Regions from separate parts of the Homo sapiens genome. Here regions 1 and 2 are each linked to region 3. Evidence: read pairs that join two places in POLR2A ChIA-PET (ENCODE). Cell type or tissue: IMR-90. All regions are shown on one strand. Each heading gives the region's core, and the rest is flanking DNA. Links, peaks and the distances in the headings are about the cores only. Region 1 has its middle 87 kb from the start of RPS29. Region 2 overlaps SOS2 (SOS Ras/Rho guanine nucleotide exchange factor 2). Region 3 overlaps LRR1 (leucine rich repeat protein 1).

Region 1 (11,207 bases), core at 4,435-9,434, 110 kb after region 3:
TGTGCCAGGCACTTTACATGTATCTTAAAGATGACTTAGGCTGGGCATCGTGGGTCATGCCTGTAATCCCAGCACTTTGGGAGGCCGAGGTGGATTACTTGAGCTCAGGAGTTCAAGACCAGTCTGGACAACATGGCAAAACCCTGTCTCTACAAAAAAAATACAAAAATTAGCCAGGTGTGGTGGCACGTGCCTGTAGTCCCAGCTACTTGGGGGGCTGAGATGGGAGGATCGCTTAAGTCTGGGAGGTTGAGGCTGCAGTGAGCCATGTTTCTGCCACTGCACTCAAGCCTGGGTGAGAAAGCGGAACCCTATCTTAAAACAAACAAAAAAGATGATATATCTACAAAGTAAAAAGTCTGAGGTTTAAATTTTTGAATAAATATTCTACTCAGGTGTACATGGAACAAATGATTTTGGAGTGATTGTGAATGGTAGTTTTTGCCTCAAGATGGCACTCACGTTGCTCATGGCCCTTGTTTCAATGTTCTGTGTTTGATAAAATTTATAGTACTCTATAAGTTATTTCACAATTTATGGACTTATTTTCCATGTAGTTTTGACAATCCTATTGCATGTCTTTCAATTCCAAGAATTATGTCCCCTTCTGGGCTTGGCAGGATATTACTTTGTCAGTGGGCTGGCAGTGGAAGTTGGGGGCCCTGGTTCCCTCTTTACATAACCTGTATCCCTGATGATATGCATTTACTAGAGATTCTCTGTCCAAGCAATTGTTGTCTTCTAAAGAGATCATAAGATTGATGACACACATTTATTTTTCTGCTGTCGTTGCCTAAAACAGAGAAAATTCTTCTTAGTCTGCCTCCAGAACTAGTATTACGAACCATAAACATTTAAAAATTTGGTCTCATTGCTTTATGGTCATTTTGAATGAAAAAGAAAAGTAGTTTTAACAAGCTTTGTTGCCCACATTATTTATTGGCTTTAACTGGGAATTCTATTTAGCTGTTCTCAATCATCAACTTCTTTCTTTAAAGGAAAAAAATTCCCATTACTTAGGATAGACAAAAGGATATAGTACAAGCCTTGAAGGTAATCGTAAGAATGTCCACAATGTTTTGTGCATCAGCATGTACTATTGTTGGAATAAGGATATAAGCACATGAAGGGGCTACTTTGAACATCGTGGGTTTGTTAAACAGCACAACTCTGCTGTGAATGAGAAGGCACGCGTGCATAACATAAATCAGAGGTGTGTCACAGAGCAAAGTGTCAAGGCCAGGAAGCAAGTACGATGGGTGGAATTACTGTCTTTGGTTTTAGTAAACTCTGGCTTTGGGAGAGGGATACATGGAGGGAGAAGATGGAGCAGAGAAGAAACAATTGTCTCTTAGGGTTAAGACTATCCAGGTATAGCTATGATGGTTCATCACCATAACTGCAAATTTGTACATACGAGCAGTGTTCATATTTGCAGTTTTTTTTTTTTTTTTTGAGACAGAGTTGCTCTCACCCAGGCTGGAGTGCAGTTCAGTGGTGTGATCTTGGCTCACTGCAACCTCCGCCTCCCGGGTTCAAGCGATTCTCCTGCCTCAGCCTCTTGAGTATCTGGGAATACAGGCACATGCCACCGCACCTGGCTAATTTTTGTATTTTTAGTAGAAACAGTGTTTGGCCATGTTGCCCAGGCTGGTCTTGAACTCCTGTCCTAAAGCGATCCGCCCATCTCAGCCTCTCAGAGTGCTGGGATTACAGGCGTGAGCTACCACACCCCTCACAGTGTTTCTATTTGAATTTAGTAAAATTGATTGAAGAATTTGAATGAGAGGAGCTATTTTGCCCCATAGCAAAACTGATTGACCTTGGCTCACTGCAACCTCCACCTCCTAGGTTCAAGTGATTCTCCTGCCTCAGCCTCCTGAGTAGCTGGGATTGCAGGTGTGTGCCACCACGCCTGGCTAATTTTTTCTATTTTTTAGTAGAGACGGGTTTCACCATGTTGACCAGGCTGGTGTCGAACTCCTGACCTCAGGTGATCGGCCTGCCTTGGCCTCCCAAAGTGCTGGGATTACAGGCGTGAGCTACCGTGCCCAGTTATTTTTATTTCTTTATCTCTAAAATAAATGAATCTCAGGCAGAAATGTGGATTGAAAAGAAAGAAATGTAAGTTCCACCTTCTCAGGAAGGTTTCTCAGAAACCTCCTAGCTATATAGATACACAGTTAACAAAGAATGCTGACCACTTGGGATAGCAAGAAGTCTTTGAATCTGAGAGGAAAAACTTCACATTTAGAAAGCATTTCTGATTAATAAGACAAAGACATCTCTTTTCTCTGTATCTTCAGGTACTACTAGACAATTATACAACATAACTAGTCTTGTTGAAAAACTACATTAGAAAAATTGAAATTTGTATTAAAATAATTTTAGATTCACATGCAAGAAATAAGATAGATCCCAGTGTGCACTTTGTCTGGTTTCTGTCAAAGGTATCATTTTGCAAAACAATAACACAACTAGGATATTGACATTGACACAATCTAGCTGGTTTCATTCAGATTTTCCCATCTTTGCTTTTACTTGTTTCTGTCTGTATGTGTATTTAGTTCCAAGCATTCTTTCACTACTTTAACCAGTTTAAAGTGTGTGATTTTGTGGTCTTAGTATATTCACAATGTTGTGCAATGATCACTACTATCTCATTCTGTTCCCATACAATTTTAGCACGTGTGTAGGTTTGTGTATCCACCAGAGGTCAAGAAACCGAACATGTCTGTCATCACAAGGATTCCTTGTGGTGTTGCCCTTTATACATTTACCGTCTTCCTTCCCCTTTCTATTCCTAACTCGGGCCACTGTTGATCATTACAGCATTTTTGTTGTTGTTTTTTAATTCTTAGCACGTGAAATCTGAATGACTACTCTATCAAGAAAAATCATGTAAGCTCTGGCTTTGTGATTCTTAGCCACATACCCATCTGAGAACGCTAAGCACTGGGTCTGGGGAGGGCATTTTAATTGGAGCATTTGTTTTTCATTGGGTCTAGTTATTCAGATGTCTTTGCCTTCATTGTTTTCTGTCTCCTGCTAAGTACCACGGAGGCTGCAAATCACCCTTCTAGGCTGTATGAAATGGTGTAGGGTAAACGCACCTGATAGCAATAATTTAATCACACCCTTAGCATAACCTTGTATGGCAGATGCACCTGAATGTGTGCTCCTGAGCTAGGGAATCTGGGAGTGGCCAATTTGGAGATTCCTTCCGTTTCTATGATTAACATCTGAGTACCCCCGACCCCCACCTCTGTCCTGTCCCGTGGAACACAGGCCATAAAGGGGATTGAGGCCCTGAGGTTTGGGTTAAAGGAAGGTTGCCAGGTGGAGGTTGTTAGGGGGAGGGTGTTAAGTGAAAATGCTATAGAAACTGCATGCTGTTTGCAGGTGGTTGCATATGCCCGGTTCCAACTATTAGAAAGTTCAGCCGCAGACTTCCTTCTACCTGTGGCGTTCTCCCCCGACTCCTCTGGCCGCCCTCCCAAAGGATCCCTGTGGTGCCAGGCAGGAATGTCCTGCTTGGGGACCCAGTGAACTCCCAGGGCATTTCCCGCTGCTTCCTGTACCCCTGTATTTCTCTCGACTGTCTAAATGGACTCAGCCCCAGGTAAGGTTGGAAACTTCTCTCGCAAACTAGACCTTCATTCTCCCCAGTGGAAGTGTGTGTTTCGGAAAGGAGGGTCTTCCTTTCCCACTTCCACAGTTTGTGCACTCACAGTATTTGGGGTGTCTCCCAGGTCCTGCAGGAGCAGTCCCCTTATTTCAGAGGGTCTGTGGGTCCTCTTGGGATTCCTGGTTTGTTCTTGCAGTTGTTCTGGAGCTAAAATTCACAATGCAAGCGTCTGCATGCTGCTCCGTCCATTTGAGTTGGAGCTGCAATCTAGTCCTGCCTTCTATCTGCCATGATGATTGCCGGAATCGTGAGCCAATTGTTAAACACAGCCTTCATTAAAAAGTAAATTATAGAAACTTCTAGTCAAATAAATTATATTTAGAACAAAAGGTCATAAATACTTAAAACTCATCACTTTCTAATTATTCTATTACATTTTTCTGTTATCCATATTCATAAGGCTTATATGAACCTTATTATTTGTGTGCCCACTGAAATTCATGTTGAAATTGAATTCCCCATGTGTAATGGGTCTTCGAGAGCTAATTAGGTCATGAGGATGGAGACCTTATGAATGACATTAGTGCCTTTATAAGAAGAAGCTAGAGTGCTAGCTAGCTCTCTTTCCAGCACGTAAGGATACAAGGAGAACTTGGCAGTCTGCAACCTGGAAGAGGCCCTCACCAGAACCCGACCCTGCTGTCACCCTGATCTCGGATTTCCAGCCTCTGGAACTGTGAGAAATAAATTTCTGCTGTTTATAATCCTCCCAGTCTATGATGCTTTGTTGTAGCAGCCTGAACTGCCCAAGGTTATTTACTGTATTGTCGACTCTGTATGGTGGAATTACTATATAATGGTGTGCTATTGTACATCTCTTCTCAACTCCAGAGGTCAGTGACTTCGCATTGACAGCTTAAAATCAGCCTTGGTAGGAGGGCTTATATTACAGAAATCAGCAAATGTTACAAATCACGCCTTCTCCCTCAACACCCCGTTCACTGAGTCAGACACACTACTCTTAAATAGCTCCTCCTCGCAATAGGGTCCCTCGCTATCTCTCCAGTGTCATTTCATTCTAGTCTCTTCTGCATTGAAATGTATATTCCTGTGGACTGGATGAATGACTTGGCATATCCTTGGTGTGGGTGTTATTTCATGCCCCGTGTCTTCATTTCAAAGGTCCTTCTTTTCCTTGTCTACTTAAATGATTTGTTTTCAAAATCTACCTTAGAGGCCATCTCTGCTGAAGTCTTGCCTCCTTTTTCCAGAATAAACCTTTTTCTCTTTTCAACCAGCTCCGAATTATGTACTTTTTTTTTTTTCCTTTTGAGACAGAGTTTCGCTCTTGTTGCCCAGGCTGGAATACAATGGCGCAATCTTAGCTCACTGCAACCTCCACCTACCAGGTTCAAGCAATTATCCTGTCTCAGCCTCCGGAGTAGCTGGGATTACAGACATGTGCTACCATGCCTGGCTAATTTTGTGTTTTTAGTAGAGACAGGGTTTCTCCTTGTTGGTCAGGCTGGTCTCAAACTCCCGACCTCAGGTGATCTGCCTGCCTTGGCCTCCCAAAGTGCTGGGATTACAGGTGTGAGCCACTGCGCCTGGCTGTGTACTTACTTTTATTTTTGTACCTTCCCCACATTGAGCTGTGATAATTGTGTTTGCAAACTTTTTCCTGCTACATATGGTTGTTGTCTATGAAGATGCATCTTTGTATTCTCAGTGTCTGAATCAGTGCCTGGTGTATATAGCAGGCATACCTTCTTAGAGATGTCTGGAAAGAGTCTAATAAGTAAATAAGCTAACATAGGGACTGTTATGGGCTGAACTCTGCTCCCCTCAAATTCATATGTTGAAGTCCTAACCCTCAGTACCTCAGAATGTGACTGTATTTGGAGAAAGGGCATTTAAAGCAGTAGTTAAAATAACATGAGGTCATATGCATGGGCCCTAATCCAATATAACTGGTATCCTTATAAGAAGAGATTGGGACACAGACACATACAGAGGGAAGACTGTGTGAAGAAGACAGCCATCTACAAGCCAAGGCATATGAGGCTTCAGAAGAAGTCAATCCTGCAGACAACTTGATCTAAACTGCTAGCCTCCAAAATCATGGGAAAATAAATTTCTGTTGGTTTAGGCTGGGCGTGGTGGCTTAGGTCTGTAATCCCAGCACCTTGGGAGGCCGAGGTGGGTGGATCACCTGAGGTCAGGAGTTCGAGACCAGCCTGGCCAATGTGGTGAAACCCTGTCTCTACTTAAAAAAAAAAAAAATACAAAATTTACCCAGATGTGGTGGTGAGTACCTGTAATCCCAGCTATTCAGGAAGCTGAGGCAGGAGAATCGCTTGAGCCCGGGAAGCAGAGGTTGCAGTGAGCCAAGATTGCACCATTGCACTCCAGCCTGGGTGACAGAGCGAAACTCCGTCTCAAAACAAAACAAAACAGTACCCAAAAAACTGTTGGTTAAGCTACCCAGTCTCTGGTACTTCGTGATGGCAGCCCTAGCAAACGAATACAGAGACCATATATAGAGAAGAGGTGTACGAGAGTGGCAATAGCGCATGGTGCGCAGCCTGCGGAGTCTGGTAAACCTTGGCCAAACCCTAGGTATGCCACTTGCAAGTGTATAACCATGGTAAGCTTACTTAAATTCTCTAAACTCATGTTTATTATAAGTAAAATGAGGATAAAAACATCTCAGGATAATCTAGGCTATTTTATTTATTTAACACCATTTACTATATGCCATGCTCTGCTCTAAGCATTTTATAAATATTAAGTGAGAATTAAACAGGAATTATGTAATGTGTTTAGCACAGTGTCTAGAACATAGTAACTGTACAACAAGCATCTGTCATTATCCATATGAGCTCTATATGAAATACTTTTGGGAAAAATTCACAAATATTTCTCTAGAAAATTAAGACTGTTGTTTAGCAACCACCATGGTCTCTAATAGTTAAAGCACAGTATGTTAACCATGGATAATTCTGTCAGTATTTTTCTAGAAATAATTTTTCTATTAAATATGTAATTTAAAAAGGCTTGCTGAATTTTGAAGTGCCAACTTTATAACGTCTCAGATCATTTCAATGTGAATGCATATTTAAAATACTAATATAAATCAATGGAACTATAATTGGATTTGGAAAAATGTCTACATATGTACTTTAGCACTTCATAAAGGAAGGCTCTTCCGCGCCACACAATGACATGCGTTCTTAACTCGTTAACAAAAAATTGTGTGCAGTTCCATATATAGACACTAGGTGACACTCTAGTAAGGCAAACTCAGGCTTCCCTACTGAAAATAAGTCTGGGTTCTGCTGGTAAAGTTTGGTCACTGAGCTGATTCTCTCATTTAGTAGTAAGATGTTCAACCTGCTAAGCGTGAGAAATGGAGAAGAAATTATTTATTCAGATACTCTAAAACAGACATTACAAGTAGCAATCTTGGAACCCCTATGAATACGGGACTTAATGGGGCACCATATTTTGTAGGGTAGACCTAGAACATAAGAAATTATCAAGAACTTTGGTGGAAGTGGGTAGCACTCAATTCTGTTTCGAACATTTTAAGCTCAGTACTTATCGATAAGTCTTTAAAGTAATTTTTCTCATTTCCACTTTGTGCTTCCACATTCTACTGATGCTCTTTGGATAGAGTGGGTACAGAAACAGTGGGAGAGAGAACACGTAGGAATGCAGTCAGGGAAATTTTCTTTTCACCCACACACACTTCAGCATAATTTAGCGTTGTGTATTGCAAATTGCTGCGTAGGTTTAGGAGACCTGGGTCCTGATCAGCTCGCCTATGGAGTTGTGGTGTGTCTTAGGGACCTCAAGTCCTTAGGCAGATGAGAGAGGTGTTTATTTCTACTTTCCTTCTCTTTCCCACTGATCCATCGCCCATGGCTACTCTTCCCTCTCATTCTCTGCTACTTCTTACATGTGCCTCAGCCTTTGTCTTCTGCTGTCAAAAGGAATAAACTGTTTGATTTTTACTAATGGTCATGGAAAAATTGTTATGTAGTCTAAAGATGTGAAAGGAGAATAAGGAAACCATACTAAGGTAATCAAACTAGTTCTTAGTTTTTTTTTTTAGCAATGTTGCTGTGGTAGGATTTCATTCAGGGTGAGAAAGACTTTGCGGGATCCTTGAATTTTGATATTCAAAATGAATTTGCAGGCCAGTCATGGTAGCTCATGGCTGTAATCCCAGCACTTTGGGAGGCTGTGGTAGGTGGGTCACTTGAGCTAAGGAGTTTGAGACCATCCTGGGAAACACGACAAAACTTTGTCCTTACAGAAAATAAAAAAAAAATTTAGTTGGGTGCAGTGGTGCATGCCTGTAGTCCCAGCAACTCAGAAGGCTGAGGTGGGAGGACGACTTGAGCCCAGGAGGTTGAGGCAGCAGTGACCTGTCGTGGTGCCGTTGCATTCCAGCCTGGGCAACAGAGTGAAACCCTGTCTCAAAAAACAAAAACCAAAACAAATAAACCAGAAAAACATTTGCCTTGCTGGCAGGAGGACATATTCTATTCTGTCTTCTCATCCTTTCTTCACATCTTATGTAGTCCACTGAGGATGTGGAGTCTATTTTTACCTTCATTGTTATTTAATCATCCATCCAACCGTCCGTCCATGCATCCCTCCCTCCCTCCCCCTCTCTCTGGCTTCTTTCTCTTAGCTGGCAAACATGCCTCAGTGTACTTTATACAACCACTGTGCCAGGTGAGATCTTATTGAATCAAAGATGAGTCTTCTGATTTTTTCTTTTTAACTTTATACTCTAACTTCTAAGTATTACAAAGAAATTTCATTTCCTCATCAATTTAACCACCAAAAGACATAGGACACTCATTTTTCCAGAACCAAAAGAAAAAAAGAAAAATATATAGATGTGCATATATTATAAAGAAGAGTTTCAGATTATGTAAACAGCACTGAAACCCATTGGCCAAATTCCTACTCCTTTCTGGCTTGGGAGGCTTGAAGTGGCCATGTATGCCTTGCCCTGCCGGCCATCTCCCCCAGTCCTGAGCTAGATTTGAGTCTGGGGAGAGTTTCCATGCTCTCCAAGTAGAAATGTAACTTGGAAGACAGGAGTTGGATTACAGCAAATAGGATAGCTTCATAGCTTTCCTGGTCATCACTTCTGAACTGCCTCTACCCCCACCCCCACCCCCACCTAGCTTATGAAGCTTTAATTTCAAGATTCCATGAAGTTTTGCTGTTCTTTAGTTATCAAGAGGAGATGGGACTCAGTAATGTTCAGGTGACAAAAGTGTGACCCAGCTTCATGCCTAACCTATGGGTTTTGGTTATAGTAGGCAACTGTGGCAGTTTTCTCTCCTCTTAGTTTAAGTGGGTCCTTGCAATATTTTGAGCAGTTGAGCCACAGTTTTTTATTTTTATTTATTTATTATTTATTGAGATGGAGTCTTGCTCTGTCCCCCAAGTTGGAGTGAGATCTTGGCTCACTGCAACCTCCACCTCCTGGGCTCAAGTGATTCTCATGCCTTAGCCTCATGAGTAGCTGGCATTACAGGCGTGTGTCACCAACACCCAGCTAATTTTTGTATTTTGGTAGAGATGGGGGCCTCGTCAAGTTGGCCAGGCTGGTCTCGAACTCCTGTCCTCAAGTGATCTGCCTGCCTCAGCCTCCCAAAGTGCTGGGATTACAGGCGTGAGCCACTGCCCCCGGCCAAGCCACAGTTTTTGGTCAAGGCATTGAGTTTGTTAATATGCAAATCTTTAACTTGAGAAAGTTATCTTCATTATCACCTGTTACGAGAGGTTAATTGATCTGAAAAACTTGCTGTCAGAGAACAAGGTCCTGGGAGAAACACAGCTCAGGAGGTAAGTTTTGACAGAGAAGGGGAGAATCTTCTGGGCTTCGGTTCTTGCTTAGGAAGAAGGCAGGCTCAGAAAGGAAACTGGATAAGGACCCTGAGGGCCTAGTACATGAAGTGGGTGCAGTAAATGCTGACAGAGAGATAGATGGGCATCAAAGACAAATCACAGCTGTCCCACAGTTCCGCTTGGCTCCACCCCAGGGATGCTTGGCCACGGTTTGGCTGGGCAAATGCACTGTCTGCAGCACAGGCCTCTGGATTCCCTTGCTTGTCCATGTTCCCCATAAACCTCATATCTCTTTTGGTCCCTGCCTTGAATTCCAGCAATAACAGTTTATTTGTGCTTTTGAACGGTTTGTGTACACTGCCTCATAATTTAGATGCTGTGACAGAGCTGAGGCAGGGACTCAGCTGTGCAAGGCAGCCATGGGGACTCCAGAGATGCCTTTGAGTGTGAGTGCTTGGGTCACATCAGACTCTGCAGCTTCATCTCAGGCCTTCCGACTTGAGTCATTTCACACGCGATTTCTTCCAATGAGCCCAAACTCCCATTCACCAGGTTATTTTTCTTTTGTGATTCTATCTCTTGCAGTTCTGAGGCTCATTTGGTCCTGGGGCTCTTGGCTGGCCAAGACTTCTCCTGGGAGGGAAGGGAGAGTTTAATTAGAAAAAGATATCTTGCTTATGGTGGTGATTACCATACTTTATCAAGGGGCTCAGTCTTGACCCCATTTTTAGTGCTTTGCTGGAGAAGCCAGTCATCAAATTCCTGTTGCTGATAGAAGCTTCCTTACTGCTGTTCCATGGTTGGAAATGGAAAAGCACCTCTCTCCCCACCTCCATCCCTTTAGCTAAATGAAACAGTTCTGTGAAAAGGCTTTGCACAAGGCTTTAAAACCACTCCACAGTGCTTTAGGTAAGGTCAGAGAGAGTTTTTAGTGAAGATTTTATTAGCCCAAACTTTGAGGCTTTTATTGCCTTTACTGGGAAATAGAATCACATCCTCTCTGGGTGCCTCTACGGTTAAGGCTGTTGAAGTGCATAGAGCCAGGGGCTCAGAATGCCTTCTTCTGATTAAATGTGGTTAGCTGAAGGCCAAACATTTGTAAGAGTTGCAATTTGTATGTTTAAAGAGTAAGCTTGGGTTGCACAGGATAGAGCTTCGGGTCTGGGGATCTGGGAACTGCACATCACAGGTCCTACCTAAATCTTGCTTCTGTGACTTAGAGGTCATGTGCTCTGGCCTTGGCCCTGGCACCCCCCCCCGCTCCCCCCTCCCCCCTTTTTTAAGGCCACTGTTTCAAAGGAAATGGCCTGGCTGCCCATTGGCCCAAACAGAACTCCTCAAAGGGCAGCCTAACTTCCAAAGATACATTCTCCCTGCACCAGAGGCAGGAGAGGGACTGACAGGGCCAAAGATCCCTGGGGGCAGCCCCCATAGGCCAAGGGCCAGTTTCCCTTTGTATCCTCCACAAACTGCATGATCCAGTTGTTAGCAAGCCTTCGTGTTCATAGTGTAATCACATGGCAAGCCCTGTGTTACCTGAACATACAGTCCCTTTTAAAAAGTGAGAAGTGAATGGGGAAGTGCATGCAGGGTACAGTGTGTTCTAACGTTCCTGATGATCTGAAAATCTGGGCATCAAGATAAGACCTTCAATTAAAAAAAAATGCAAACTTTCTGTCATCATGTGCTGTAGTTAGGGTCT
Region 2 (11,207 bases), core at 242-5,241, 530 kb before region 3:
TTTTCTTTATTCATTAATCTGTTGATTCCATATCATAGCTATTGTGAGTAGTATAGAAGCCTCAATTTAAAATATAAATGTGCTTGGCTGGGTATGATGGCTCATGCCTGTAATCCCAGCACTTAGGAGGCCAAGGTGGGCAGATCGCTTGAGACCAGGAGTTCAAGACCAGCCTGAGCAACATGGCAAACTCCGTCATACAAAAACTACAAAAAATAGCCAGGCATGGTGGCTCGTGCCTGTAGTGCCCCTGTAGTCCCAGTTGCCCAGGAGGCTGAGGTGGGAAGGTCACTTAAGGTCGAGGCTGCAGTGAGCCAAGATTGTGCCACTGCACTCCAGCTTGAGTGACAGAGTGAGACCCTATCTCTAAAATAAAAATATTTTCATGGAGTTATCCTGATTAGCAGCCAATTTTTAAATAAAGATTACACAGGGAAAAGCAAGAATATATAAAATTTAGTGCTAATAGGTAATATAGTAAGGTACCTTTACTACATTATGTTTACTTTATGTTCTTTAGAATTTGCCTAGTTTGCACTGGCCATGCCATTCAGAACCAGACTTTTAGCGCACCCACCAGAAGTTGTCAACATCTGACTCAAAATGTTATGTTATATTTTAAGTAATTTAGAATCCAGGTAGCTTTGTTTATGTTGTGGGATTTGTGATACGTAGAAATGAAGGGACTTGTTACTTGAGGTAAAAAAAGCAAATAGTACTGCATCATGTTTTTTCTCACAATGTAATTGTTTTACATGAATGGACATCAGAAAAAAAGCACTTCACTTCATGTGGACCTACTTTCAGGACATAGAAAAATACCTAATACTGACTTCATTTGTAAACTAAATTTTTTTTTTTTTTTTTTTTTGAGATGGTGTCTTGCTCTGTCACCCAGGCTGGAGTGCAGTTGTGCAATCTCGGCTCACTGCAACCTGTGCCTCCCAAGTTCAAGTGATTCTCATGCCTCAACCTCCCGAGTAGCTGGGATTACAGGTGTGTGCCACCATGCCCGGCTTTTTTATATTTTTAGTAGAGATGGGGTTTCACCATGTTGGCCACAGTGGTCACGAACTCCTTACCTCCAGTGATCCACCCACCTCAGCCTCCCAAAGTGCTGGGATTACAGGCATGAGCCACTGCACCCAGCTTTGTAAACTAAATTTCTGGTGAAATAATAGAGCCACTTTAAGAAAACATTTCAGAAACTGTTAGCAAGTACTTATTTATACACAAATCTACTGATTAAAAAATATTTTTTTAATGAATAACCAAGTCTGTAGGCCATTGATGGCAATGCCACCAGTCAATTAAAAAGAAAAAAAAGAGATAGGGTCTCACTGTGTTGCCCAGGCTGGCCTTGAACTCCTGGCCTCAGGCAGTCCTCCTGCCTTGGCCTCCCAGGTGCTGGGATTACAGGTGTGAGCCACTGTACTTGGCCAATTTTTAAATTGTGTATTCTGACTCACTGTATACAATGTTTTAATCTGCTCTTCTGTCTGAATTTTAATTAAATACTCAGGCATTCAAAAAATATAGGAAATAATATAATGAATATTCATGAACAACAAAAACATTTTAGATAAAATTGAAATCCTTTGTGTAATTCTCCCAAATCTTATTGCTCTCTTTCCCCTAAGAAAGCACTACCACCCTGAATTTGATGTTTACTATTTCTCTTTATATTTTTAAAATTTATAAACATACACGGAGATTCATAAACAACGTATAGCATTGTTGTACACTTTTTTTTTTTTTTTTTTTTTTTAGAAACAGGGTCTCACTCTGTTGCCCAGGCTGGAGTGCAGTGGCACAATCATAGCTCACTGTAGCCTTGAACTCCTGGGCTCAAGCAATCCTCCTGCCTCAGCCTCTCGAGTAGCTAGAACTACAGGCACGCACCACCATACCTGGCTAATTTTTTTAAAAAAATTTCATAGAGATGAGGTCTTGCTATGTTGCCCAGGATGGTCTTGATCTTGGCCTCAAGTTGTCCTCCCACCTCAACCTCCCAAAACGCCAGGATTACAGGTGTGAGCTACAGTGCCCAACTGGTTTTTTGTTGTTGTTGTTGTTTGTTTGTTTAAGATGGGGTCTCACTCTGTCACCCAGGCTGGGATGCAGTGGCATGATCATAGCTCATTGCAGCCCCAGACTCTAGGCTCAAGCAGTCTTCCCACCTCAGTCTCTCAGTAGCAGGAACTGCAGGGAGGAACTACTGTGCCTGTTTTTTTTTTTGTTTTATTTTTTTGAGATAGGATCTCATTATGATTGCCCAGGATAGTCTCAAACCCTTTGCCTCAATCAATCCTTCCACTTCATCCTCCCAAGTAGCTGGGATTATAGGTGCGCACCACTGCACCTCAGCTTGTTTTGCACTTTTTTTAAACTGCATATACTTATGTATCATTCTGCAACATGCTTTTTACTTAAATCATTTTTGGCATTTGTTCAAGTCAATGAATACAGTTCTAGTTAGCTTATTTTAGATGCTGTGTAGTGTTCCGTTATATTTATACTCCACAATTTATCCAGTCTCTGGATGATGAGCCTCTATTCACTCTTGCAAATAATGCTTCACTGAATATTCTTGTAAACGTTTTCTTATAACTTTGTTTTTTGTTTGTTTGTTTTGAGACAGAGTCTCACTCTGTTGCCCAGGCTGGAGTGCAGTGGCATGATCTCAGCTCACTGCAACCCTCTGCTTCCTGGGTTCAAGCGATTCTCCTGCCTCAGCCTCCCAAGTAGCTGGGACTACAGGCACGCACTACTACGCCCGGCTAATTTCTTTGTATTTTTAGTAGAGATGGGGTTTCGCCTTGTTGGCCAGGCTGTTCTTAAACTCCTGACCTCAAGTGATCTGCCCGCCTCAGCCTCCCAAAGTGCTGGGATTACAGGCATGAGCTGCTGCACCTGGCTCTTATAAATTTGTGTAAGAGTTTATCTAGGGTATATGCATACTTAAGAGTCAAATTGCTGAGTCATCCGATATGTATCTCTTCAGTACTATGAGATCTTGCCAAATTGTTTTACAAAATGGTTGTATCAATTTTTACTTCCCTATTGGTGTTCCTGTTTTATTATATTTTTATCCATTTGGAATTATCAGACTTTTTTTTCGTTTCTTTTTTTTTTTTTTTTTTTTTGGAGACAGAGCTTTGCTCTTGTTGCCCAGGCTGGAGTGCAGTGGTGCGATCTCGGCTCACCACAACCTCCATCTCCCGGGTTCAAGCGATTCTCCTGCCTCAGCCTCCCAAGTAGCTGGGATTACAGGCAGGTGCCACCATGCCCGGCTAATTTTGTATTTTAGTAGAGACGGGGTTTTTCCATGATGGTCAGGCTGGTCTCGAACTCCTGACCTCAGGTGATCCATCTGCCTCGGCCTCCCAAAGCGCTGGGATTACAGGCATGAGCCACCACGCCTGGCCTTGAGTTATCAGACTTTTGTTCATCTAATGAGTAAAATGGGATTTCATTGTAGTTTTATGTTATTTTCCCTGAGTAAGGGATAAAGTGTGTTTTCGTGTTTGTAGCTATTTGGGTCTATTCCTCTCTGAATTACTTGTTCATATATGTGTTCATCTGTCTTTTGGGTTAATTGTCTTTTTCTTATTAAGTTTTAGAAGATCTTTAAGTAATACAAATCCTTTATAGGTTAAGTTGCACTGATTTTCAATTCCATAGGAAAGTTCAACCGTCTGAACTTGTAGGGAGTGTGTGGACCAAAGAAGATAAAGAAATAAATTCTCCAAATTTATTAAAAATGATTCGCCATACCACAAATCTCACCCTCTGGTTTGAAAAGTAAGTTTTAATTTACTCTTACTACCTCCTAATAGCCATAATATTAAGTCATATTTAAGCTAAAATTCTGGCTACTCATAATTATCTTGTTTTCTAAGTGAGGTGAAGAAACTTTTCTAAGCCATGAATTTTTGTTGTTGTTAGATGCATTGTGGAAGCAGAAAATTTTGAAGAACGGGTGGCAGTACTAAGTAGAATTATAGAAATTCTGCAAGTTTTTCAAGATTTGAATAATTTCAATGGCGTATTGGAGATAGTCAGTGCAGTAAATTCAGTGTCAGTATACAGACTAGACCATACCTTTGAGGTAAGTTTTAGGCTTAACTTTTTCATTTTTCTCGGGGATGATGAAATTAGCATAAAAGAAATTTCATCTATCATCTGTCTTTTTAATTAAATTCTTTGTAAATTCATCCTTGCTTCATAAATATGATATAAATATATTAGAAAATATGTTGATATATTAGTTAATATATGAATATGATATATAATATGTGAATCCTAGGCTTATATTAGAAAATATATCAATATTCAATAAACAATATGAGACTTGCACTGCCGTGTAATGTACTTAACCTAAATGTAATGAAGTTCCAAGTGGATTTATTCAATAACACATTGATTGATAGTCTCAAATGACAAAGGATTTTAAATATAAAAATACAAGTAATGTCTTAATTACCTTTAGGTAGTCAACAATAGTATAACACGGGAAGAACTATTTCAAAAACTTAAATTTGGCCAGGCGTGGTGGCTCACGCCTGTAATCCCAGCACTTTAGGAGGCTGAGGCGGGTCGATCACCTGAGCTCAGGAGTTCGAAACCAACCTGGACAACGCGGCGAAACCCCATCTCTACTAAAAATACAAAAATTAGCTGGGCATGGTGGCGCACGCCTGTTATCCCAGCTACTTCGGAGGCTGAGACAGGAGAATTGCTTGAACTCAGGAGGCAGCATTTGCAGTGAGCTGAGATCACACCACTGCACTCCAGGCTGGGCGACACAGTGAGACTCAGTCTCAAAAAATTAAAAAATATATATATTTTTTAAATTATAAAATATGTGTTTAACATGTACTATTGAAAATTCAGGAGATATAGAAAATAGGAAGATATTTTGCATATATATTTTAATAACAAAATTGAGATTACATTGTGCATAGATTTTTATGGCCCTTTTCTCATAAACAGTTTTCTATTTTTTTATTAGCTTATCTTCAAAAACAAGATTTTAATGGCATCAAGGTTTTCTATCATGGATAAATCATAATTTATTCCAACAGTAGATTGTGGGACAATTAAGTTATTTCTGATTTTTTTCTGTGATAATTTATCATGGAATATTCATATGTAGAAGTCTTTTTAAGAGCTTGATTATTTCCCTAGAAATAATCTAGGGGTGGAAATCCTGGGTCTGAGTATTTATATACTTTAAGACTTTAAATACTTTTGCCAAGGTGTTTCGTAGCAGGATACGATAAATGCCCCTTGGTATTATGTATTATATTAAAAGCTTTTGGCCAGGTGTGGGGGCTCTCACCTGTAATCCCAACACTTTGGGAGGCAGAGACAGGAGGATCACTTGAGCCCAGGAGTTTGAGACCAGCCTGGGCAACATAGGGAGACCACATCTCTACAAAAAAAAAAAAAAAATAGCCAGGCATGGTGTTGCATGCCTCTGGCGGGGGCAGAAATCGCACTGCATTTTTAAATTGTATGTTAAAAAATAACTAGTGAGGCTGGGCTCAGTGGCTCACCTGTAATCCTAGCACTTTGGGAGGCCGAGGCGGGTGGATCACCTGAGGTCAGGAGTTCGATACCAGCCTGGCTAACATGATGAAACCCCATCTCTACTAAAAGTACAAAAATTAGTCAGGCATGGTGGTATGTGCTGGTTTGCAATCCCAGCTACTCAGGAGGCTGAGGCAGGGGTATCGCTTGAACCTGCCTGGTGGAGGTTGCAGTGAGCCAAGATTGCCCCACTGCACTCTAGCCTGGGCAACAGAGTGAAACTTGTTCTCAAAATAAATAATAACTAGTGAGGTTGAATATGTATTTATTGGGTACTTTATGATTTATGTATTCATTGCCTCTCTCATTTTTGGGGGAGGGTGTTTTCATTTTGTTGATTTTTTTTTTTTTTTTTTCCTAAAGAGTCAAGCTTGCTCTGTCACCCAGGCTGGAGTGCCAGTGGCATGATCATAGCCCACTGCAGTCTCGAACTCCTGGGCTCAAGGGATCGTCCTGTCCCAGCCTCTTGAGTAGCTGCGATTACAGGCATTAGTCAGCATGTCCAGCTGCATTTTATTCATTTATATGGATTTTTCATATATTAAAGATATTAAAACTTAGACTGTACATATATTCTCATTTCTGTTTGTCTTTTATCTGCTTTTTAATTTAAAAAATGTATAATGCTTTGACATAAGGACGTTTTATCATTTTTATTTAGTTGCACATATCAGTCTCTTCACTTATGGTTTCTTCCTTTGCTTTTGTACCTGGAAAGACTTTTTTTAAGTAAAGGATAACAAGTTAGAAACTCAGCCATATAAATACTGCTTTTGGGAATGTGCGTTTTTACAATCTTTCTGGAAAGCAGTCTAACAATATATGTTAAAATTAAAAATGTGCATACTCTTAGGACCCAGAATTGCAAAGAAATAAACACACCAGAGTATAAAGTTATATGTACAAAGATATAGTTACTGCAGCATTAGTTGTAGTAGCAGAAAACAGGAAACAACCTGAATGTCTATCAGTAAGAGAATGATTAAATACATCCTCTTATACCTCTATTGTAGAATATTGTTCAGCTATACAACAAAGTGAATGGGATCTATGTGTATTGTTGTGGAAGAACATTTGTGATATTTCAGCAGGGGAAAAGCTTCAGAATGACTATAATATTATTCCATTTTAGTATCACAAAGCAGAGCAAACCCCAAACCTCTAAGTGGAACTGGATAAGTATTGAGAATAATGTGGGAGGTTACATACTCCTCTTTTAACATTATTTATTTATTTTTTTTAGTGGGTTGTTATTAGAGGGGAATAGAGGAAAAACTGCTTTATACATATATTTTTCTGTTTGGGTGTTTGCATTTTATTGATTTGTATGAACTTTATATGTTAAAGATATTAATACTTAGTCAAATATTATGAAATAGGCCGGGGGCAGTGGCTCATGCCTGTAATCCCAACACTTTGGGAGGCTGAGGTGGGTGGATCACATGAGGCCAGGAGTTTGAGACCAGCCTGGCCAACATGATGAAACCCCGTCTTTACTAAAAATATAAAAATTACCCAGGCATGCTGGCGGGCGCCTGTAATCCCAGCTACTTGGGAGGCTGAGGCAGGAGAATCACTTGAACCCGGGAGGCAGAGGTTCCAGTGAGCCGAGATCGCACCACTGCACTCCAGCCTGTGCGACAGAGCAAGATTCCATCTCAAAAAAAAAAAAAAAGAAATATTAATGTATTTAATAAATGTGTCATAAATTGAATGCCTATATCTGTAGGCCTTTTGTTGGTCTCTCTGTTCTGTTCCTTTGATCTATTTGATCACTCTTGTGCCAGTGCCACTAGTCTAAACTATCATAACTTTATAGTAGTCCTTGATAGAGAAGAGTAGGGCAAATCCTCGCCAATCTTACTCTTTTTCAGGAGGAACGTATTCTTGGTTCTTTGTTCTCCTATATACATTTTAGAATCAATTTAAGCTCCATTTTTTTAAATTGGCATTTTGATAGGAGTTGCATTGGCTCTCTAAATCCAATTACAGATTAGTGAAGAACTGACATTTTTATAGTAACAAGTCTTTTCAACTGTGAACATCGTTTATCTCTTTATTTACTCAGTTAATAAAGTTTTGTGGGGTTTTTTTTGTTTTGACAGAGATCGCATACCTCTTTTGCTAGATGTATATTAGAATTATTTTGTTTTCAGTGACCCTTAGAGACAGGGTCATGCTCTGTCACCCAGGCTGGAGTACAGTGGCATGATCATAGCTTACTGCAGCCTCCTATTCCCAGGCTCAAACAGTCTTCCTACCTTAGTCTCCTGAGTAGTGGGGACTATAGGCACGTGCCACCCTGCTCAGCTAATTTTTTAAATTTTATGTGGAGATTGGGCGTTGCTATGTTGCGCAGACTGGTTTCGAACTCCTGGCCTCAAACTATTCTCCCACCCCAACATCTCAAAGTGCTGGGATTACAGGTGTGAGCCACTGCACTTGACCAGAATTTTTTTTTTTTTTTTTTTTTTTTTTTTTTGAGACAGAGTCTCGCTCTGTCACCCAGGCTGGAGTGCAGTGGCACAATCTCGGCTCACGGCAAGCTCCACCTCCCAGGTTCATGGCATTCTCCTGCCTCAGCCTCCCGAGTAGCTGGGACTACAGGCACCCGCCACCACGCCCGGCTAATTTTTTGCATTTTTAGTAGAGACGGGGTTTCACCGTGTTAGCCAGGATGGTCTTGATCCCCTGACCTCATGATCCGCCCGCCTCAGCCTCCCAAAGTGCTGGGATTACAGGCGTGAGCCACTGCACCTGGCCTCAGAATTTTTTTTAAATCCTGATTTCTTTATTGATGATATCTAGAAATGCAGTTGATTTTTGTCTATTGGTTTTATATATAGCAGCATTGCTGATTCTCTCATTAACATTCTATATGTAGATTTATTGGAGTTTCCTCATGGGCAGTCATATCCTCTGTGTGAATAGTGACATTTTTTTTTCTTTCCAATCTCTAGCTCTTTATTTCTTATACTTGTCCATGCTAGCTAGGACTTCTGTATAGTATTGAATAAAAGCTACAATGTTATACCCTTGGCTTTTTCCTTGATTTAAAGGAAATTGACTGAATGGTTCTCCATCAAGCATAGTGTTCGCTCTGGGGTTTACGTGTGTGTGTATATTCTTTCTGAAGTAAAAATTAATTTTCAATAAGAAGATCTAGTAATGAAGTATAAAAGAAATGCTAGTTTACTTCATTCACTAAATTTTTGTTCAAGTCTTCTTGTCTTCTGATAGTTGTCTTCTCCTTAACAAAACCCCAACCTTTAGCCCCAAAAGATCTTTCAGTGGAAAAATATTTGAATGTTCAGGGGTTATAATTTTCATCTTCTACAGCTATGACTTGAAACCCTGGCTAGTCAAAATAACGCACAAGGCATGACGTAGAATTTTTTGTATTGCTTGATCTTCTAATTTATATGAGTAAATTATGGGTTTTATATTTATAGATAAAGAGAGGAGAAATCACTTCAGGTAAGTGTACAAAGGAATACCACTCATCTTTTAATGTAAAAAAATTGTTTTCCAGATAATTTGCAAAATTTTATAAAATTTAAAGGTTTGCATTTATAAAATATGATTGAATTGTAAAAAATTTATACTCAATTTATGTATACTTTAAGGCACTGCAGGAAAGGAAAAGGAAAATTTTGGACGAAGCTGTGGAATTAAGTCAAGATCACTTTAAAAAATACCTAGTAAAACTTAAGTCAATCAATCCACCTTGTGTGCCTTTTTTTGGTAAGTTACTAAATATGGATATATTTTGAGGGTGAGCGTGTGATAGCCAAAAGAGAGCAGTCTTCAGAGGCATGTTATCTTTATTTTATATCTGAGCTCATCTACTTTTATTAGCTCTCTGTATTAATAAATAATAAAACTCTCTATTTTCTATAAAATGAAGACTATAATATCTCATAGGGTTGTTATAAATAAGGATTAAAAATATTTTGTCTGTACTACCTAATAAGTCTAGCACATAGGACGCACTCATGAAATGGTAACTGTTATTTTTATCATAACTATCTATGTCACATCTACAGTGTTTGCTTTCTCTTTAATTTATTAAAAGCTTCTATGTGATTTTTAAATTTAGAATTAAAATATTGTTGTGTATGATTGAAATTGAATGATTTAAATCAAGTTTTGTCAACTTCAACAATTTTGGTATTTTGGGCCAAATAATTCTTTGTTGTGATGGGCTGTCGTGTGCGTAATAGGATCTGTAGCAGCATCCTGGCCTCTATTCATTACACTCCAATAGCACCCTGGAGTTGTGGTAACCAAAAATGTCTCTAGACATTCCTAAATATCCCCTGGGGGACTAAATTGTCCCCAGCTGAGAACCACCAATTTAAATGAATCAGCAATTACGCATGAAAAAGGGACTAAAAACTTTTTTATTGTTCATGAATGAGAAGTAATTATTTTTCTATCTAAATTACAGTCTCTGAAAAAACAGAATTAGTTTATAAGCCTATAGACTTATTAACCAAAATTGGCTTAAAATTAATTTATTAATAATCACCTAAGATACTTGGCATTAAATATTTATAATCAAATATTAAAATATTTGGTCAGAATAGATTTAACACAATTTGCACTTGGTGAAATTAGAGTTTAGAAAAGCTTAATTTGCCATTTCTTAGATTAGCAGCCTTTATTTTTGTACAAGCCAGTAGCTTTTATTTTCTTTTTATTTTAAATTCTTTCTCTTTAAAAAATGCTTAATGGAGAGTTAATGATTGTTTATCAGAGACTTAACATTTTAGTAGTAGAGTTGCTGAATAGTATAGGATGTCTTTCAACTTTACTAGATCAGTTGTTTTCCCAAATAATTGATTAAATAACAAAATTTAAAATAACTTTTCTTTAAATTCTTTTTTTTTTTTTACTAGGAATATATTTAACAAATATTCTGAAGACCGAAGAAGGGAATAATGATTTTTTAAAAAAGAAAGGGAAAGATTTAATCAATTTCAGTAAGAGGAGGAAAGTAGCTGAAATTACTGGAGAAATTCAGCAGTATCAGAATCAGCCTTACTGTTTACGGATAGAACCAGATATGAGGGTAAATATTTTCTTTGCATATCTTTAGAAGAGAACGTGTTAATGGGTACCAAAAAAAAAAAATAGAATGAATAAGACATACTATTGGATCGCACAACAGGGTGACTACAGTCCATAATAATTTAATTGCAGATTTAAAAGTAACTGTAAGAGGCCAGGCACTGTGGCTCACGCCTGTAATCCCAGCACTTTGGGAGGCCAAGGCGGGCGGATCGCTTGAGATCAGGAGTTGGAGACCAGCCTGGGCAGCATGGCGAAACCCCGTCTCTACTAAAAATATAAAAAAAAATTAGCTGGGCATGGTGCTGGGTGCCTGCAGTCCCAGCTACTCAGGAGTCTGAGGTGGGAGAATCACTTGAGCCTAGGAGGGGTAGGTTGCAGTGAGCCGAGATAGCGCCACTGCACTCCAGCCTGGGTGACACAGTAAGACTTCTGTCTCAAAATAATAATAGTAGTAATAACTATAAGTATCGGCTGGGCATGGTGGCTCACGCCTGTAATCACAGCACTTTGGGAGGCTGAGGCGGGAGGACCACTTG
Region 3 (9,321 bases), core at 4,322-9,321:
ATGAATTGTGCCTCAGTTCTTTTTTTTTTTTGAGACGTAATTCCGCTGTTGTTGCCCAGGCTGGAGTGCAATGGTGCGATCTCGGCTCACGGCAACCTCCGCCCCTCCCCACCCCGCCCAAGCGATTCTCCTTACAGGTATGCACCACCACCACGCCAGGCTAATTTTGTATTTTTAGTAGAGACGGGGTTTCTCCATGTTGGTCAGGCTGGTCTCGAACTCCGGACCTCAGGTGATCCGCCCTTCTCGGCCTCCCAAAGTGCTGGGATTACAAGCATGAGCCACCGTGCTCGGCCTTGCCTCAGTTCTTTAGGTCGACAAATTAGTCCTCCAGTAATTTAAACGAAGTGTTTCAAAAAGGTATGTACTTGTATGTGCGTTTATTCATATGGAAAAAGAGTACGTGGTGGATTTATATATTACTCATTTATGTGTACGGTTTTCCTGTATATACTTGTATAGCACTTTCACTTTTCGGAATGTTTAACGTCTGCTATCTTATTTTAAATATTTTACTACAGTTTTCATCATATAGACAAAACAGCCCTGCTGCAAAGATGGTCAACGTACCTAAAACCCGAAGAACCTTCTGTAAGAAGTGTGGCAAGCATCAGCCTCACAAAGTGACACAGTATAAGAAGGGCAAGGATTCTTTGTATGCCCAGGGAAGGAGGCGCTATGATCGGAAGCAGAGTGGCTATGGTGGGCAGACAAAGCCAATTTTCCGGAAGAAGGCTAAGACCACAAAGAAGATTGTGCTAAGGCTGGAATGTGTTGAGCCTAACTGCAGATCCAAGAGGATGCTGGCCATTAAGAGATGCAAGCATTTTGAACTGGGAGGAGATAAGAAGAGAAAGGGCCAAGTGATCCAGTTCTAAACTTTGGGATATTTTTCTTCAATTTTGAAGAGAAAATGGTGAAGCCATAGAAAAGTTACCCGAGGGAAAATAAATACAGTGATATTCTTACGCAAACTTTTTGTGGTTTTTACTTATAAATAGAATTCCATGTTTAGTGTAGTCCCACCTCAAACTTTACTAACAAGTTTATATATGTATGAAGGGAAAATACTACTTTACTACTTTTTGTTTTCTGGTCAATTTCAAATGTTGAATGAATTCATAAACATTGAGCAGCTTAGAAGGATCTTTAAGATTTTGCAAGAGAAGGAACAAGATAACGCTAGGCTTGTGTATAGCAGGCTGGGTTGGGCAAAGGATGGAAGTTGGGGGATAGTAAGAGCTGACCAAATATTCTGTCTAGTAGGGGCCGCTAGCCAGGTAATGTGTTTCCTGTTACACTAGTCAGATTTAGTACTCAACAGCCACGTGTGGCTAGTTTATTGGACAACACAGATGTAAAACATTTCCACCGCAGAAAGTTCTTTTGGACAGTACTGTTAGAGACTGTGGCCTTGAATATAAAAGGATAGTTCAAAATTGACTTCACACTAAAGTTCTCAATCTAGTGAAAGTCCAAGATAGCATAAACTGTTTTTTGAACCTCTTAGAACACTCTGGGAGGTACTCAAAAAAAAATTTTTTTTTGAGACAATCTGTCACTGTAACCCGCACTGGAGTGCAGTGGCACATTCATGGCTTACTGTGGCCTCTCAGGCTCTGTAGCTCTGTAGGTCCTGCCTTAGCCTTGGAGTAGTTGGGTACCACCATGCCTGGCGAATTTGCCTGGCTAATTTTATTTCTTTTTTTTTTTTTTTAAAGATGGGGTCTCACTCCTGGGCTCAAGCAATTCTTGAGCCTAGGCTGGTCTCAACTCCTGGGCTCAAGCAATTCTCCCATCTCAGCCTCCCAAAGGGTTGGGATTACAGTGTGCTACTGTGCTTGGCCAGAACTTGACAGTTAGGAAGGTTTAGGAGTTATGACTGAAAACAAGAAGGTTGAAATTCACAATGAAAAAAGTTGAGCCTTGTAATTATGAAAGGCAAGAAAAGTTCAGTATCAAGTGAAAAACTGGGAAAAGGTAGGGGTTATAAGAGGTCAAATTCTGCCTTTTGTATATGAATTTAAGTTGACTAAGATACATGGGAATGACAGTAGTTAGAGGAATGCAAAGGGCTAGGGTGTGTAGGAGTAACAGATGGTTTGCACATAATCCCAATAACTGACTATTATAGCTGCATTTGATTGTAAAAAAAAATGTAAAAATCATGTATACGAGTTTATTTTTAAATACATCACCATCACTTTTTCCTTTTTTTGGAGACGGGTCTCGCTCTGTTGCCCAGGCTGGAGTGCAGTGGCATACTCACAGCTCACTGCAGCTTTGGCCTCCTAGGCTCAAGCTATCCTCTCACCTCAGCCTTCCTAGTAGCTGTAGCTAGGACTACAGGCATGCAGCACTATGCTTGGCTAATTTTTGTATTTTTTATAGAGACGGAGTTTTGCCTTGTTCCTCAGGCTGGTCTCAAATTCCTGGGCTCAAAGGTTATCTACCCATTTCAGCCTAAAGTGTTGGGATTACAGGCATGAGCCACCTCACCTGGCCTACCATCACTTTTTAAAGAATGTTTTAATTCAGCTATTTTGTAATATTTATGGACAATCCCTCACCAACCTACAAGTTTAGAAAATCCTAAAATACTTAGGGAATTCTTGGTTTTAAAGACCAAAAGTAAATTAACTAGAATACAGTAGCCTGGGCTTAAAATCTGATTTGGGTTCATGGTACTTCTCTCGTAGGGTGATTTTTAAAGATTAAATGCTGCTTATAAAACACCTGGAACGGCTGAGTGCAGTGGGTCATGCCTGTAATCCCAGCAGTTTGTGAGGCCGAGGTGGGCGGATCACTTGAGGTCAGGAGTTCAAAATCAGCCTGACCAACATGGTGAAACACTGTCTCTACTATACAAAAATTAGATGGCCAGGCGTGGTGGCTCATTGCCTGTAATCTCAGCACTTTGGAAGGCCGAGGAGGGCGGATCATGAGGTCAGGAGTTTTGAGACCGGCCTGGTCAACATAGTGAAACCCTGTCTCTACTAAAAATACAAAAATTAGCCGGGTGTGGTGACACATGCCTATAATCCCAGCTACTCGGGAGGCTGACGCAGGAGAATCACTTGAATTTGGGAGGCAGAGCGGAGGTTGCAGTGAGCCAAGACCACGCCATTGCACACCAGCCTGGGTGACAGAGCAAGACTCCATCTCAAAAAACAAAAAAAACTGCATCTACTCAGGAGTATCTGAACTTTCAAAAAAGAAAAAAAAAATGCCCCAAATAAACATTTTAGGAAGACAAACGCGGTAAGGTAATTATTTTGTAAGAAATAATCTTACAGAGACCCTGCTAACAAGCCCAAAACAGCAATTACATTAACACTGGAGAGGGCTTTTCTCCAGTAACTTTTATTCTTTCCTTTGTTCACAAAAACGAGGCTGGGATTATTGCAATGTTCTGGTGGAGAGGCTGACTTGAGGTAGGTCGGTGGGAATGAACAGAATGAAAAAGTTAATACTGGTTCTATTTTCCATGAGTCTTTCAAGTTGGTTATTTTTCCATTCCTTATGCCCTAGTTCACGTCATCTTTTTTTGAGACGGTCTCCATCTGTCACCCAGGATTGAGTGCAGTGGCATGATCTTGGCTCACTGTAATCTCCCATGCTCAAGTAATCCTCCCACTTCAGCCTCCAGAGTAGCCAGGACTACAGGCGTACACCACAATGCTCAGTTAAGTTTTGCATTTTTTGTAGAGATAGGATTTTGTCTTCGTGCCCAGGCTGGTCTTGAATTCCTGGGCTTGAGCAATATGCCCGCCTCGACCTCCTGAAGTGCTGGGATTACAGGCATGAGCCACTGCACTGGGCCCAAATCACCATTTAGCTGGTGTATTGCCACTACTTTTAAAATCAAAAACATTAAACATTTTGTCATTTAATATGACAAAATAATAAACATTTTTGTCATATTATGTGACAAAAATAATTTAAAAACCCACCCTAATAATACAAAATGTAATCAGCAAAAAGTAGCAATTTTTGGCCGGGCATGGTGGCTCACTCCTGTAATCCCAGCACTTTGGGAGGCCAAGGTGGGCGTATAATGAAGTCAGGAGTTCGAGACCAGCCTGGCCATCATAGTGAAACCCTGTCTCTACTAAAAATACATAAAAATTAGCCGGGTGTGGTGGCACACACCTATAGTCCCAGCTACTTGGGAGGCTGAGGCAGGAGAATCGCTTGAACCTGGGAGGTGGAGGTTGCAGTGAGCCAAGACCATGCCGTTGCACTCCAGTCTGGGTGACAGAGTAAGACTCTGTCTAAAAAAAAAAAAAAAAAAAGTAGCAATTTTCTGTTCCCTTTCCCATCCCACCCAATCCCAAGGCACGGTGACTCAAGCCTGTAATCCCAGCACTCTGGGATGCCCAGATGGGTAGATCATTTGAGGTCAGGAGTTCAAGACCAGCCTGGCCAACATGGTGAAACACCGTGAAAAATACAAAAAGTTAGCTGAAAAATACAAAAAATACAAAAAATTAGCTGGGTATGGTGGCGTGCGCCTGCAACCCCAGCTACTCAGGAGGCTGAGGTGGAGGTTGCAGTGAGCCGAGATTGCGCCACTACACTCCAGCCTGGGAGACAGAGACTCCATCTTAGAAAAACAAAAACAAAAAAAGAAACCACAACAACTACTATGGGAACATTTTTAAAAATTATAAAAGCTAAAGTCTTTCCTGAAACAATTCCTACTTTTTGCTTGGTAAATGTAAATTCCACATGTAGAATAATGTATCTGAAAAACACAAAAAGTGGTATGCTTAAAAACTTACATATAATTTCATAATAAACAAGTTTTCACTATAATTTAGGACATATTAGTCCTCCAAGAGATATTTTCTGCATACAGAAACTCAGATGTGTTTAACTGGGATCAATATCTGTTTAACATTAAAAGATATCTCCACAACCCATGTTGGAAACTTTAGGGTGAAATAAACACAAGTGTAATAAATTAAAAAAAAGTTAACACCACAGTAAAACTAAAATTGGTTTTAATAAAAGTTTTGGAGTCATCTAAATGAGTAACTATACACATTCCTCCTCTCCAGCAAGTATACAGAAATCTTCCCTTACTCCAATTTGACGCTGCAAAATCATACATGCACCCCAAACTGATCTGTTATTGAAATTTCTTTTTCTGGTCTCACCCATTACTTTAACATATCAGAGGAATTAACATAACAGCCTAGAGAACAGAAATAAGAGATAATAGGTGCTTCAGTACCACCCAAATTATCTACTAAGACCACAGTGTGGGCAACAGAATGCAGATTCATGGTAGTAGTTCCTTGAATGAAAGAGTTCAGACAGAATCTTCCACAAACACAAATTTTTGCGGTATCCAAATCTTGGCAGAGATGGAATGGAATGATATGAGAGCCATATGGAATCCTATTGGAAAGAATGATAAAAATATTTTATAACATGTTACTAGATTCAGGACATGAATTATTAGGACATGGAATTTTAACAATGAAAAGTAAAATTATTAAGCGATTAGTATATTTAAAATATACTAAAAAACAATATATGACATATTGTAAACTTCAGATACCACACCATAAAATATCTTCCAGCACAACCACTTAATAGCATAACTCCCTAAATGGAATGAAAAAGTCACCTGTCCTTTAAATAGGCTCTTCCAGGGATCAATTGTTCAAAAGGGAAACTTAAACTCTCTAAGACAAATTTAAAATACATGTCACTTGGGACATGAGTTTTACTTTAGTGGCTGGGCAAGTAAGGCTAACCTTACCTTGCTTAAGGCATTTCACTCTCACACTTAAAACCCTTCAGTGGTGCCCAAGTCAAACTTTTGATTTTTACTTTTTGAGACAGAGTCTCGCTTTGACACCCAGGCTAGAGTGCAGTGGTGCGCGCTCTCACTGCAATCTCTGCCTCCTGGGTTCAAGCAATTCTTCTGCCTCAGCCTCCCAAGTAGCTGGGATTACAGGCGCCTACCACCACGCCCAGATAATTTTTTTTTGCATTGTATTTTTAGTAGAGACGAGGTTTCACCATGTTGGCCAGGCTGGTCTCGAACTCCTGACGTCATGTGATCTGCCTGCCTCAGCCTCCAAAAGTGCTAGGATTAAAGGTGTGAGCCACCGCACCTGGCCTAAACTTTTTTTTTTTTTTTGAGATGGAGTCTCACTCTGTTGCCCAGACTGGAGTGCAGTGGTGCAATCTCAGCTCATTGCAACCTCCACCTCCAGGGTTCAAGCTATTCTCCTGCCTCAGCCTCCCGAGTAGCTGGGATTACAGGCACACGCCAACATTCCCGGCTAATTTTTTTTTTTTTTTTTGAGATGGAGTCTCGCTCTGTCTCCCAGGCTGGAGCGCAGTGGCACAATCTCGGCTCACTGCAAGCTCCGCCTCCCGGGTTCATGCCATTCTCCTGCCTCAGCCTCCCGAGTAGCTGGGACTATAGGTGCCCGCCACCACGCCTGGCTAATTTTTTGTATTTTTAGTAGAGGCAGGGTTTCACCATGTTAGCCAGGATGGTCTCGATCTCCTGACCTTGTGATCTGTCCGCCTTGGCCTCCCAAAGTGCTGGGATTACAGGCTTGAGCCACCACGCCTGGCCTGGCTAATTTTCGCATTTTTAGTAGAGACGGGGGTTAACCATGTTGGCCAGGCTGGTCTTGAACTCCTGACCTCAAGTGATCCGCCCACCTCGGCCTCCCAAAGTGCTGAGATTACAGGCAAGAGCCACTGCGCTGGGCCTTGAGGTCAAGTTTTTAAATCATCTACAAGACACTAAAACACAGTCTTGAGATTGCCTGCCCACTGCCCAAACCTCCCCGCTAAACACAACCATGCTCCAGCCACTTTGCCTCCCACACGGTGTCTTGTTCTTTGTTGTTTCTCTAGTCTCTAGCTTAGGCTGGCACATAATAGGTGCTCAGATATTTTTCAACAAATAAACAAGCCTAGTCTTACAACTTAAAATGAGAGTTTAAAACCCTGTCAGAAAAGTCTGAAAAGATACACATTTCAAATAAAAAAACAGCGGTTACCTTTGGTACGGGATCTAGGATGGCCCTATTTGCAATTTTTAAATTTTTCATAAAAAGACTTATTAATCTGTTGCTTAAGTAACCATTTTTTAAAAAACTCTGCCAGGGAGTGTCTCCCACATGTTTACATTAATCTCTTTCGGATAGATGGTTCTAGATTGAGGAAACAGACAACAGTTAAAAACTGTATTTTCTATCTGACATAACTTAAATTCCCACATATTTTCCTAATAGATCATAACTGTATGCTTGTAACCAGTAGTTAGAGCCATTTATCAACAGCTAGATAATAGGTTTTGGTGTCACAGCTTTAAATCTATATACTTTTTAAAACAAGGGAGCTTAAAACACGCAACATTATACTTCAACAAAGGTTCAGTCATCTTACAAGAAAGCTATATTAATAGTGGTAAGATTTAAAAAGCAACATAAATGCTATAACGCGAAATCATTCAGCACTAATAAATTACTATTCTGCCAAATTGTGCCTTGCCAATTATATCACATTTTGATCATCTATTTTTTTCCTTCCAACTTTGTACTTTTTCATGTTGGACTTCAGCATGTTTTCACCTGATCATTTAGCCAAACTTGTTATAATCTTTTCAAATCAAAACTATAACATTTCTCATTTGGACATAATTTTCAAATTTGAATAAATACAATGTACAATTTCTTTCTTTTCTTTTTTTTTTTTTTTTGAGACGCAGTCTCACTCTGCAGCCCAGGCTGTAGTGTGGTGCTACAATCTCAGCTCACTACAACCTCAACCTCCCGGGTTCAAGCAATATATCCTGCCTCAGCCTCCCCAGTAGCTGAGACTACAGGTGCCCGCCACGACACCCTGTTAATTTTTGTATTTTTAGTGGAGACAGGGTTTCACCATATTAGCCCTGCTGGTCTCAAACTCCTGGCCTCAAGTGATCCACCCACCTCGACCTCCCAAAGTGCTGGGATTACAGGCGTGAGCCACTGCGCCCAGCCTTACAATTCTTACAATTTCTTTTATGTATGTCTTAGAGAAACAATAGCCTCAGGTGCACCTCACTGCCAAAAGATACTGTTTGGAGTTCCCTCAAATCAGTGGATTTAACCTGAATCATCAGTATCACCTCTGGTGATTTTATTTAATTAACTGATTGACTGATTGAGACGGAGTCTCAATCTGCACTCCCAAGCTGGAGTGCAGTGGTGCCATCTCGGCTCACTGCAACCTCTGCCTCCTGGGTTCAAGTGATTCTCCTGCCTCAGCCTCCTGAGTAGCTGGGATTACAGGTGCGCACCACCATGCCCGGCTAATTTTTGTATTTTTAGTAGAGACGAGGTTTCACCATGTTGGTCAGTGTGGTCTCGAACTCCCGACCTTGTGATCCGCCTGCCTCGATCTCCCAAAGTGCTGGGGTTACAGGCGTGAGCCACCGCACCTGGCCTTCAGATGTTTTAAATGTTTCTCAGGTTATTCTAAATTTGAAGTAACGTCTGAGAACCATTGGTTTAGAGTAAGAGTTCTTACATTGGGGATGGCAAGGAGAGAGGACTGGACTGGGTTTCAGTGGGAGCCAGGTTCCTTTTATGCAAAATTCTGTGTACTCATGTGTACAGTTTTCCAGTTCCTTAACTTTGGTCAGTTTTAAGAGCCCCTCTCCCCTAAAAAAGTTCAGAATTTCTTATTTGAAATATGATCTTTCTACCATTTTATAGGTTCTCAGTAATACTTTGGTCCACATCTTAGCTTCCAGACATGCGTTCAAGAAGCCTGAACAGGCTGGGTGTGGTGGCTCATGTCTGTAATCTCAGCACTTTGGGAGGCTGAGGCAGGTGGATCACAAGGTTAGGAGTTTGAGACCAGCCTGGTCAACATAGTGAAACCCTGTCTCTACTAAAAATACAAAAATTTAGCCGGCCATGGTCATGGGCACCTGTAATCCCAGCTACTTGGGAGGCTGAGGCAGGAGAACTGCTTGAACCTGGGAGGCAGAGGTTGCAGTGAGCTGAGATCACGCCATTCCACTCCAGCCCGGGCAAGAGTGAAAGAGACTGTCTCAAAAAATAAAAAGCAACCTGAACAATGGCTGGGAGTGGTGGCTCATGCCTGTAATCCTAGCACTTTGGGAGGCCAAGCCAGGTGGATTGCTTGAGGCCAGGAGTTCAAAACCAGCCTGGCCAACGTGGTGAAACCCCATCTCTACTAAAAATACAAAAAAATAGCCAGCCGTGGTGGCGGGAGCCTGTAATCCCAGCTACTTGGGAGGCTGAGGCAGGAGAATCACTTGAACCCAGGAGG

Evidence for each region. ChIA-PET counts read pairs that join two places held together with the same protein. Peaks named below come from ENCODE experiments on the same cell type or tissue, not always from the same donor. Only the 100,000 strongest peaks of a DNase experiment are listed, where the experiment ranks them.
Region 1: POLR2A ChIA-PET joins it to region 3 with 7 read pairs; 3 of 35 experiments call an interaction of 5 or more read pairs at or near these places.
Region 2: POLR2A ChIA-PET joins it to region 3 with 5 read pairs; 3 of 35 experiments call an interaction of 5 or more read pairs at or near these places.

Annotation. Positions count from the first base shown.
Region 1 is chr14:49,493,640-49,504,846 of GRCh38, reverse strand. No RefSeq gene overlaps it. Among named protein-coding and RNA genes, the nearest start is that of RPS29, 87 kb to the left of the region's middle. In IMR-90, for the core only: a CTCF peak has its summit at 6,906 (motif pointing right); a DNase peak (open chromatin) is centred at 6,916; H3K27me3 peaks cover 530 bases.
Region 2 is chr14:50,138,074-50,149,280 of GRCh38, reverse strand. It overlaps SOS2 (SOS Ras/Rho guanine nucleotide exchange factor 2), which reads left to right. Exons shown (of 23, transcript NM_006939.4): 15 at 3,685-3,804; 16 at 3,949-4,111; 17 at 9,222-9,339; 18 at 10,497-10,669. Among named protein-coding and RNA genes, the nearest start is that of VCPKMT, 27 kb to the right of the region's middle. RefSeq lists an enhancer at 9,643-10,347. In IMR-90, for the core only: no CTCF peak of the experiment used is centred there; no DNase peak of the experiment used is centred there.
Region 3 is chr14:49,610,341-49,619,661 of GRCh38, reverse strand. LRR1 (leucine rich repeat protein 1) reads right to left here. Exons shown (of 4, transcript NM_152329.4): 4 at 4,990-5,406. The coding sequence ends at 5,166. It overlaps RPL36AL (ribosomal protein L36a like), which reads left to right. Exons shown (of 2, transcript NM_001001.5): 2 at 522-1,132. The coding sequence starts at 558. The coding sequence ends at 878. Among named protein-coding and RNA genes, the nearest start is that of RPL36AL, 5.6 kb to the left of the region's middle. In IMR-90, for the core only: no CTCF peak of the experiment used is centred there; no DNase peak of the experiment used is centred there; H3K27ac peaks cover 162 bases.